Linked DNA regions of Homo sapiens: region 1 is linked to region 2. Evidence: read pairs that join two places in POLR2A ChIA-PET (ENCODE). Cell type or tissue: CD4-positive, alpha-beta T cell. All regions are shown on one strand. Each heading gives the region's core, and the rest is flanking DNA. Links, peaks and the distances in the headings are about the cores only.

The links. ChIA-PET counts read pairs that join two places held together with the same protein. Peaks named below come from ENCODE experiments on the same cell type or tissue, not always from the same donor. Only the 100,000 strongest peaks of a DNase experiment are listed, where the experiment ranks them.
Region 1: POLR2A ChIA-PET joins it to region 2 with 14 read pairs; 7 of 35 experiments call an interaction of 5 or more read pairs at or near these places.

What each region holds. Positions count from the first base shown.
Region 1 is chr3:71,452,116-71,456,673 of GRCh38, reverse strand. The region is part of intron 3 of FOXP1 (forkhead box P1); the gene reads left to right. Among named protein-coding and RNA genes, the nearest start is that of MIR1284, 88 kb to the left of the region's middle. RefSeq lists a silencer at 3,002-3,296. In CD4-positive, alpha-beta T cell, for the core only: no CTCF peak of the experiment used is centred there; DNase peaks (open chromatin) are centred at 1,443 and 2,293; H3K4me3 peaks cover 1,884 bases; H3K27ac peaks cover 4,000 bases.
Region 2 is chr3:71,128,107-71,132,664 of GRCh38, reverse strand. All of the region lies in intron 6 of FOXP1 (forkhead box P1), which reads left to right. Among named protein-coding and RNA genes, the nearest start is that of FOXP1-AS1, 160 kb to the left of the region's middle. RefSeq lists an enhancer at 2,198-2,940. In CD4-positive, alpha-beta T cell, for the core only: no CTCF peak of the experiment used is centred there; DNase peaks (open chromatin) are centred at 1,394, 1,734, 2,034, 2,584 and 1 weaker place; H3K4me3 peaks cover 3,536 bases; H3K27ac peaks cover 3,680 bases.

The sequences.
Region 1 (4,558 bases), core at 357-4,356, 320 kb before region 2:
CGTTTCTGTGGAGTAGGAACTGCTCTTATCCTCCTCTTCCAGACAAGAAAGTGATGTTGAAGAAGACAAATACATTGTCCTGAGTCCCCAAGCTAGTGTGTAGGGGAGTTGGGAACAGGCTTCTTCCATAGTCTCTAGGAGAGAAAAGGAAGGGCTGACCCTCAAGGGGAACATGTAAAACAAATTTCGGTTCTTATTCTGATGTTGACAATATGTATATGAAATATCAGCTCCATACATTGTGAATCAGGTCTCACGTGCTGAAAAATGAGATGTACAAGAAAACCCGGCACCTTCCATCTAGTGGAGCTTCTTTGCTTCTGCAATATTGAAAGTAACAGAAACCCTTATTTACATTTCAGAAATAGTTTCCTCAAATTTCCTGTTTTGCCTGACTTTTGTGTGTCCCCTCTCTCTCTCTTTCTCTGTTGTGCCTGCTGCCCTGTGCTTTGCAATACAGCAAGGGCGACTTGTTTGTTGGTTTCAAAAAGTATGCCCCATATATCTTTGCTAGGGAAGGGCTGTTGCTACCTCCCTCAAATACTTGAATCATCTGAGCAAGGGCAACTGTTATTCTTTCCACAGACATTACCTCCTTTCCCTCGGTTTGGCATGACTTTTTGGCTGTGATTTTTTGGAAACCCTTTGTCCATCCAAGTTACTTTACCTGAAGGCTTGCTTCATTGTGTTATTAATGTAGTCAAATTATAGTCGTGTTTTAATAACTTAATTGCACAAAAAAAGAACACTTTAAACTGAAAAGTGGAATGATGGTGTTTATTAAACCATTCTTGCATATTCCCGCAGATCTGCAATGGGAGATAAAGCAAGCATCAGTTTGCATGTGGCTGTCACCCCATACCCACCCGTAACTATCACTAATAGCTCTTTTCTTTCTTAGGTAACTTGCAAAAGGGAAATTGCAACTGTTGGAAGTGTGATCCTTTAAAATATTTTGACTCTTCGTATTAACAAAAAACATTTGGGCTTCTTCTCCCAAATTGAAACTTGGGCCTTTAAGAGCATGACGTGGGAGAGGTACCCAGAAGCAAATGTGTCTTGTTTCTCTCGCAGGTTGCAATTAGTTAATTCTTTGAAATCCCACCCCATCCAACATTTAAGAGTTTTCATTATTTGTTTTATGCAGTTTGTATCAAAAGCAGTCTTTTCTTAAACATTTAAATTTAGGACCCCTTTGAGAGCTAGTTTCCAAGTTTTCTTTAATTAAAAGGGAAGGGTGTTTAATGACTAAAAGCTAACATATAATGGGTTATTTATTGCTGCTTGTTAAATTAGTTGGAGTTGGTTTGGTCCTAGACAAAGTGAATATTAGATTTAAGGAGGGTGCTTTCCGTCTTTAGCTGGTCTGTTTTTGTTTGAAGTTGTCTATACGTAGGGATGTACTCTCAGATGTATGCCTCTGTATTTCAGACGGCGGGGGGGATGTGTGCTCGTGTGGCTATTTCCACGTCCGCCTGTCATTTTCTATGAAGAGTTTAGCACTGAAAGCATGTGTGAATGCATGTGTTACCGAGAATGCACACATTTCCTTTTAAAAAACTGACTATTTGTAAAGAGATGTATATCATTCATAAGAATTCCAGAACACTGCCCCCGCCTCATTCACTTTAGGGCATATACAAAGCTATGACATGGTTTTTGAAGTTTTTGCAGATTATTCAGTTACCAAATGTCGATCAGTTTAACAGTATATTGAAACCAGCTCCAGAAGCAGCACAGAGGAGATGCACATTTGAAGTTGCTCAGTGGTTTTCAGACTGGTGTGGGCCCTAGGACTACCTGAGTGCCAGTGATTCTAATTCAGTGGGTCTGAGAGAGATGGCGCTCAGAAAGCAGTTTTTTTTTTGTTTTTTTTTTTAAAGAAAACAAGTTGCTTTGATGATTCGAATCCACGTATTCCACAGACTTTTACATATGTTCTGAAAGTTAGGGAACTTTCGCTACCATCTCCCCATCAAGAGCAGCTGCATCATAGTTCTTCTAGAGCACAGTCCTCCTCATACCTTGAGGTGCATGGAGGTCAAGCTGCAGATCTTGTCAAAATGCAGATTCTTGTTCAGTATGTCTAAGGTAGAGGCTGGGACCCTGCATCTTTGATAATGTTCAGGCTGCTGGTCGAGGCCACACTTGGAACCTCAAGGTTCAGTCATTTATATTGTGGAGTTTTTGAAAATCAAATAAAAATTATAAAGCGACTCTTTGGGTGCTTTTTGTCTCTGTGGTTTTCTATCGAACACCTGTCTCTCTCTGTGCCTTAGCTCCTGCTTCAGTGGGTAACCACGTCTGTGAACATTAAGGAGCATTTTCACAAAACGTGAAAATACAGATGATGTGCCTCGTGTATGTGGAGGCACAGTGATTCTAGATTAGCCCCGGCGACCCTAGCTCTGATCACGCTGTAGGAGTATAGTTCTCCCAGCTGGACGGAGGGTTCTTTAGGATTCTTTAGAGACACTTTCTCTTACCTCTTCTATTGCTGCTGTTATGCAACAAAATAGAGCAAATGTAGTTCTAAACTCCAGGGTCACTGGAGAAGGGACATCTTACAAAGGGGTGCAGAGGGTGGTAAGAGAAGTAACAATCTAGCTCAGGATTTTCCTGCTAAAGTATAAATATTTGCTTAGTAAAGGATTAGACAGCAGAAGAGGTGGTTTGGTGGAAATACCTGCCAGGCCTGTTTCAGAGTTACAGCCCCTTAAAACTTGATGTGTTCATTGTCTTAAGACACAGATGTCTGGTTCATAATGCGTTTGTAAGATACTCTTTGCATAAAAAGGGATGAGGAGAGTCTTTCCATAAATACTTTATATTTTTATCTCTAGAAGGCAGAAGCTATTAGGATGTTGGTGTCTGACTTTAGTACATATTTGTAAATTCCCTTTACTCTTGGGCTCTTTGAAAGAGCAGTGTGATCAGAGGGCTTAACTCTAAATGTCATCAGCATTTTGGGGATGGTGTTTATTTCTTCAACGAGAATAAGATTCCAGATCCCAAAAATGATATTGATAATCTCAGTGAGTTTGGTCAGGCTCTCCAGGTTGGGGAGGGGCTTGGTTTTATTTGTTAAGAAGTAGGAGTTAAACTTCAGTGAGTTTTATGTGTCCATCAGTACCAGACATTGTTTGCTCCTGTGTTGAAATCCTATTACAGCCTATCCTTTGATGCGGCCAGTAGGGCTGCCGGGATCACACTGCAAATCTGCTTTGGCTGTTAGGATAGCCAAGGTAACCAGGTCTCAAAATATTCATGTGCATATATCATTCAGCTTGAATATTGCATCTGATAATTGGACCAAGTACTCCTTTGCCTAGTAGACATTATGAAATGACATTGGTAGGATGGAGTTTGGGGAAGGGATCTTGCTTTATTCTTGGTGTCTGTTTAGTTGGCTGGTCTTGGCATTTATCATGAAGCTGTGTATATATGTATTTCATTTTCTTAGGAAATTAGGAAGTGTGGGGACATACCCTGATACTGGCCCAAACATCACCAAGTGTGAATAGGATTGTGGGATTTGTGTCCTGGAAGTAATGCGAGGTAAGCTGTATTACAGGGGGCTGAAACTCAAATTGTTATGGCAGCCACACAGTTAATTTAAAAGAATTAAGCAGATGGGGTGAGAAGAGTAAAGAACTAGGCAGCACAGGCTTTATTTAAAGGGAGCTGTTGTTGCTGCCTCACTCCAGCCAGTTGTTGTCAGGACTTTGGGCCATATTGTTGGATTTTCTGATTTTTCTACAGATGCCAGAAAGCACTCTTGTAAGTAGTAAGAGTGGTCTTCAAATTCCTTGGAGATTTGTTCATTTCATCCATTGGGACTCCACTGAGTGAAAGGGGAAGGAAGGGAGGGAGGCCAGTGTGTGGAATTCATTTCATTTTCTGGGAACACCAGCTGATTTTGTCAGCAACTGAAAAGCTATCAAACAATAACATTTCACTGCAGTTGACTTGGGAGGGAGGCAGGCACTCCTGCTCTGTGACCATCAAAGGATGACAGGTCTTGACCAAAGCAGCATCCTCGGTAAAAAAATGTATGCCTTGTCCCTCCAAGTTCAACCCTCTCAAATATTAAAATACAACAAGAGCCTCCTTTGGGGGTCAGTAAGCCTGAATCTCATCATTTATCCCAGAGAAAATAAAATTATGTCTAGAAACTCATTCATTATTTTGCCAGTTCCAAATTGTCCCTATCTTGCCTTGCTGGCTCTTTGAGTTGCCACGTCATTAGAAAATAAGGTATCATTGTACGTGAATCACCTGGTTTTCTAGGTTGTTACCTATAAACATAGCTGCAACAGAATAAATACCTTTCCATTTCCCCCTCTTGGCATGGGGGCTGACTTAATAATTAAACTCCTGAGTATTTAGTCTTGAGACTAATTTCTGTAGTCTGAAAGAGGTTTCTGTATGTTAGAGCTTTTCATGATCCCTTTAAAGTTCCTTTTGATGATATTGTTTCCAAAGATGCAGAGTGGTAGGTATTAGAAATGGATATACATTCACCTTTTGGGGGCTCCGAGAGTGATTAATTTTAGAG
Region 2 (4,558 bases), core at 394-4,393:
CCAAGCGTGCTGCAAAAGAAGATCTTGCTTTGCAGTCCCAGAGGGTGCTTGCAATCAGGAATAACCGCAGGCTAAATTATAATGTGGAATTCTGTTGCCCTTTAACCTGATGCTGCCTGTTCACATTCAGTGTTTGTTAACAAACAGCTTTAAGAACAAAATTGTTGGGAGAATTACTATTTGATTGTATGCACTGACTTTATTGAAAATAAGAGGCTTTATTTTTTTTAATTGCATGTCTCTGAGAAAGTTGTGATAATTCCTTTACAGAACTGCCCTAGTTGGCTTAAAAGCTACTAGGTGTTAAGCAGTTACATATCTGTAGGACAGAACACATCTATTTGTGTGACTGAGGCTGGAACATTTGTGTTCATTCCATAACTAGCCATTTTAGGGAACTGGACTGCTTAGAGCTCTCTAGCCCCATCTCGAACTACTTATAGCTCTTCTGTTGAGAGATGGTTTTCCTGACCGCCCACTTTCATGGCGCCCAGGCTGTGTGCCTTTTGATACTGCAACGCAGAGCAGCTGCAGGGGATGCTAATAAAATGCAGGATTTTGGACACTGAGCAAGGTAAGAGTCTGCCTTTTTCTCCTGCCCCTTGAAAAGGGATTGCTAGGAAATCATTTCCTGGTCTCTAACTGGACCAGCTGAGTTAGAGAGGAACATTTGCATTGGATACTCCACCCCTCCCCAAAGTGGAGAAGGCAGGCGTGGAAGCACTGTGAGACTCAGAAGGGAGATGAGGCAGTAAACCAGATCTTTCCCATTTTTTCCCCCAGCCTAGTCTTCTGTTTCTATGATCTGCCTTTTGAACTGTTTTTGTGGCTGATCAGTTCCACCTAATATGTCTCTTGATTTCTGCTATTGTAATACTCAGGCGACATGCTGTTCTCTTCATTTTTATAAGCTTTAGATGCTTCTGCCTGTCATTTTCTGGCGGTTTATCTTCAGCGTCTGGATTTGCTTTCAGACTTGAATGTCTATCAAGCTGCCGTTGCTTTGAATGTGAGATCAAAAGAAGATGAATTCCAGTAAAAAATTTCCTTCTATGAAGAAAAGATTGGGGCCTATGTAAACATCCCACTGACAGCTCCCAATGAGTTATTTTAGCCGAGTATTAGCACCTGGATGACAGACAGTCCAGCATTCCATGCTAAATAACAAATCAGTAGCTTCTGTGGCAGAAGAACATTGCCACAAGAGCAATACATTTTCAGAAGGAATCCTTTTCTTCCTCCTTTTTTTTTTTTTTTTTTTGTTATTGAATATGGCTGTTCAACTCTTCCTCCTGTTTTTCAAGCTGACTTGCTGTGCCTTCAGCAGTTTACTTTTCTTCACAGTATTTGCTGAATTACTCCGGTGACGGAAGACAGGACTGTGACAATCATTTTGGGGCGGGTTAAGGAGTGTTCCATTAGGCAAGCTAGGCATCTGGAGATAAACAGGTAGTTTGGTTGATGGTGGAGAAAGAAAATGTAAAGGACAGCCAGTCAAAGCCAGATCCAGGGCATATCCCTGGAATACGGGACGATGTGTTCTTTAAAAATACATGTGACAAAATCCTCTAAAGTCTGCAAAATCTGAATTTTCTTCTTCTTCTTTTTTTTTTCTTTTAAAGCATCCTGCCTATGTAAATGTCACCACAAAAATATCTCAAGAGCAGGTTTCCCGAAACCCTGTTGGTGTGTATTTGTCTGCGTGAATGAGCTGTGTTTGGCTAGGGCTTGGTCTAGCCAGGGCGCACTGCGTGTGCTGTGTCGCTGCTTGCAGACCTGGAGCGGTTTAGATATGTGTGGCATTAATAGATTTCTTTAAGTGCTAAATGCAACTTTGAAAATTACCTGCAAGCTCCAACTGATCTTTCAACTTTGAAAGTGAAGAATTACTTGAGGAATTCTTGTGGTTTCTTTGTCATTTAGTGAGAGCCCAGCCAGCTACTGTGGAGGCAAACCTCCCTGAGGTTGCCTACAAAGGGCAATGTTCCAGTGTGTTTTCTCTTCGAGTGTGCTTCAGCCGCACAGTACTTCCTGTTTATTCAAACATCTTTTTTACCACTCGGCAACCCCCGCTTCGCAGAAACAGCCAGAACCCATCTACAGCAAGAAGACGGAAATCCAAAGGCAGACAGTACGGGCTCCCTTCGCCAAACTCTTCATTTTCTCTGTAAGTGTCCAGAGAAAAAGAAACATTTTTTTGCTGGGTTAAACTTTTAAACTAGGGATCCGTTCTTGTGCAGACATTCTCTGAAGGGCGAAATAAGGTGATCCAACTTGTTTACTGCTTTTTTTCCTCCCCCTTCCCTCCTCTCTCCATCAGAGGCTTTTTTCTTTTTAGAGATTTGAGAGGACCGTTTCCTTCTAACTCCTTGTTTAATTCACTCTTGTTTTCAAATATGTCTTTGGATATAATCAGCTAAGTAAGCAGCCGGGTGGTGTCAGGATAGTTTTATAGGCTAAACGTAGATTGGAACCTCTCTCTGCTTACTGTGACATTGTTTCGTGTTGCCTTCTTTTTCTTCCTGTTATCACAAGTAGTAAGAGAATGTGGGGATGGTGCCTTTGTAATTCTGCATCTACAGAATTGTCCCCTGATGTTTGCATCACGACACCGTCATCATTTGTGAATCGGTCTTGGTAATATTTGTACCAATTTCATGCCAATAAAAGTCAGACTGCTGAAACACGCACGGTCATTATCTCATTCATATTCCTATTGTTTCAACGGAGTGGGCTGCAGAGGGAAAGGGAAAGCCTGCCTCACTTTCCGTGATGGTTGTTAACTTTGATGTTGGAAGGCTCTTTTCAAAATTTTCCTTGTGGATAATCAGTATAGCAGGAAAAGCCCTTGGACTTGGGCTGCCTCCTGGCTCTGAGTAGAAGAGCAATCTAACGGCTCTCTTAGTCCTTTCTGTTGAAATGACTTTTTAAACACATGATTTGACATTTTTGAAAAAGGTTCCACCTTTTCCTGTCTGTAGTCACTCCTTTTGCCTCTCTCCCCTCCCTCCACACCCCCCTTCCCTGACCCCCAACTTCAGTTTAATTGGTAAGCCAGGTGTTAATATTTCTTTTTTAACTATATGGTGGTCAGGGAATAGACAGGAAATGGAAAATAAGCTCTTTTGATCTTAAGAGAATTGTTATTACTGTGAACCTCGTTTGCTAGTCCGCAGTCTAAATATTTTTAAATTTTAGTATCTAAAACAGCATCTATTAGAATAGAGAAAGAAATATGCTCTGGGGTTGTCCAAACCTCTCATAGAAGAAACATTTAGATACATAAAATAATTGTATGTATGTGTGTGTGCATGTGTGTGTATTGCTATCGCTATGGTGGCTTTTTTGAATGTTCAGAAGTTGTTCTCTTTTGCAAGAAAAAATAAGATGTTTGCGACTGCCTTAAGGACAATTTGTTTAACAGTAGGAGTAATTGCAGGGAAAATGGAAAGAGTGACTGAAGGTATTTACTCAGATGTTAGTGTAGGTGTGGGGGCCGAAAACTCAGTGTGGGAACAGTGGGCTGCTTTTCTTGGTATCTTAGTCTATTTGATGACCATCAAATTTCCCAGCTCGCTCGTTTTGTTTTTTCTGGATGGCATGTTTGATTATTTATCAGAAGGGGAAGGGAGTAGCTGAAGCAAATAAACATGTGACCAAGTTCTGTTTTGTTTTCCACTCCGAAAGCCATGCCCTTTAACAGATATACAGAAAATAATAAATGCATTGTCTTATGATAAAAGGAAATTATATGTGTCTTTTTTTTTTTAAGGCAAGTGAGTTAACCCTTAAGGCTCAGGAGGCTTTTTGCCTTCTGAGAATTTGCCAGGCTTTTTATTGAGAATTAGCCTATTGCAACTAATGGTTTTATGGGACAGGATTTCCCAGGATTACTTGGTTCATTAATTTAGCTTTTTCTAGACAGTTCACTTAGGAATGTCTGCCTCAGTAGTTCGACTGTGTGGTGTATGTGTGTGTGTTTTAAATAATAATACCATTGGACAAACCAGTGACTCTTACCGTTTTGTCGAAGGCTATATTCTGATGTTTAAAGCTAAACATGAATAGCTCAACTAAAGGAAAGTATACCATAGTGTCTGTGGCTAGGGTACAACGTAATTTATCAGAGGCCAACATTTTGCCCCTCTCTTTAAAGATGTTAGGCAGGTGCTGTAATACAGAGAGTCTACTTATATGTCTGTGTCCCTCAGAAATACCTTCTAGTCTTTAATATTATGTAACCCATTTCATTATCTTCAAGGCTGTCATTATCTCAAATTGATTCCTCCAGAGGCCAAGGGAAAGGCTCAAATCTATATTAAATTTAGATTTAAAATTTGCGTTTTTTTTTTTTTTAGTTCTCAAGTGGGGTTTGCATGGCTTTGTGAAATCATTCTTAATATGTAGGCATTCACTGATATATGTGCGCATACTGGCACATTCTTTAAATACCGGAACATGATTTTCTGTAGGGGCTTCCTTACTTCTCCACATCCTGAAGAAGTGATGTGCGTGATTCTAGCACAGTGCCTGGCCCAGTCGTATCAAGACCTATAAA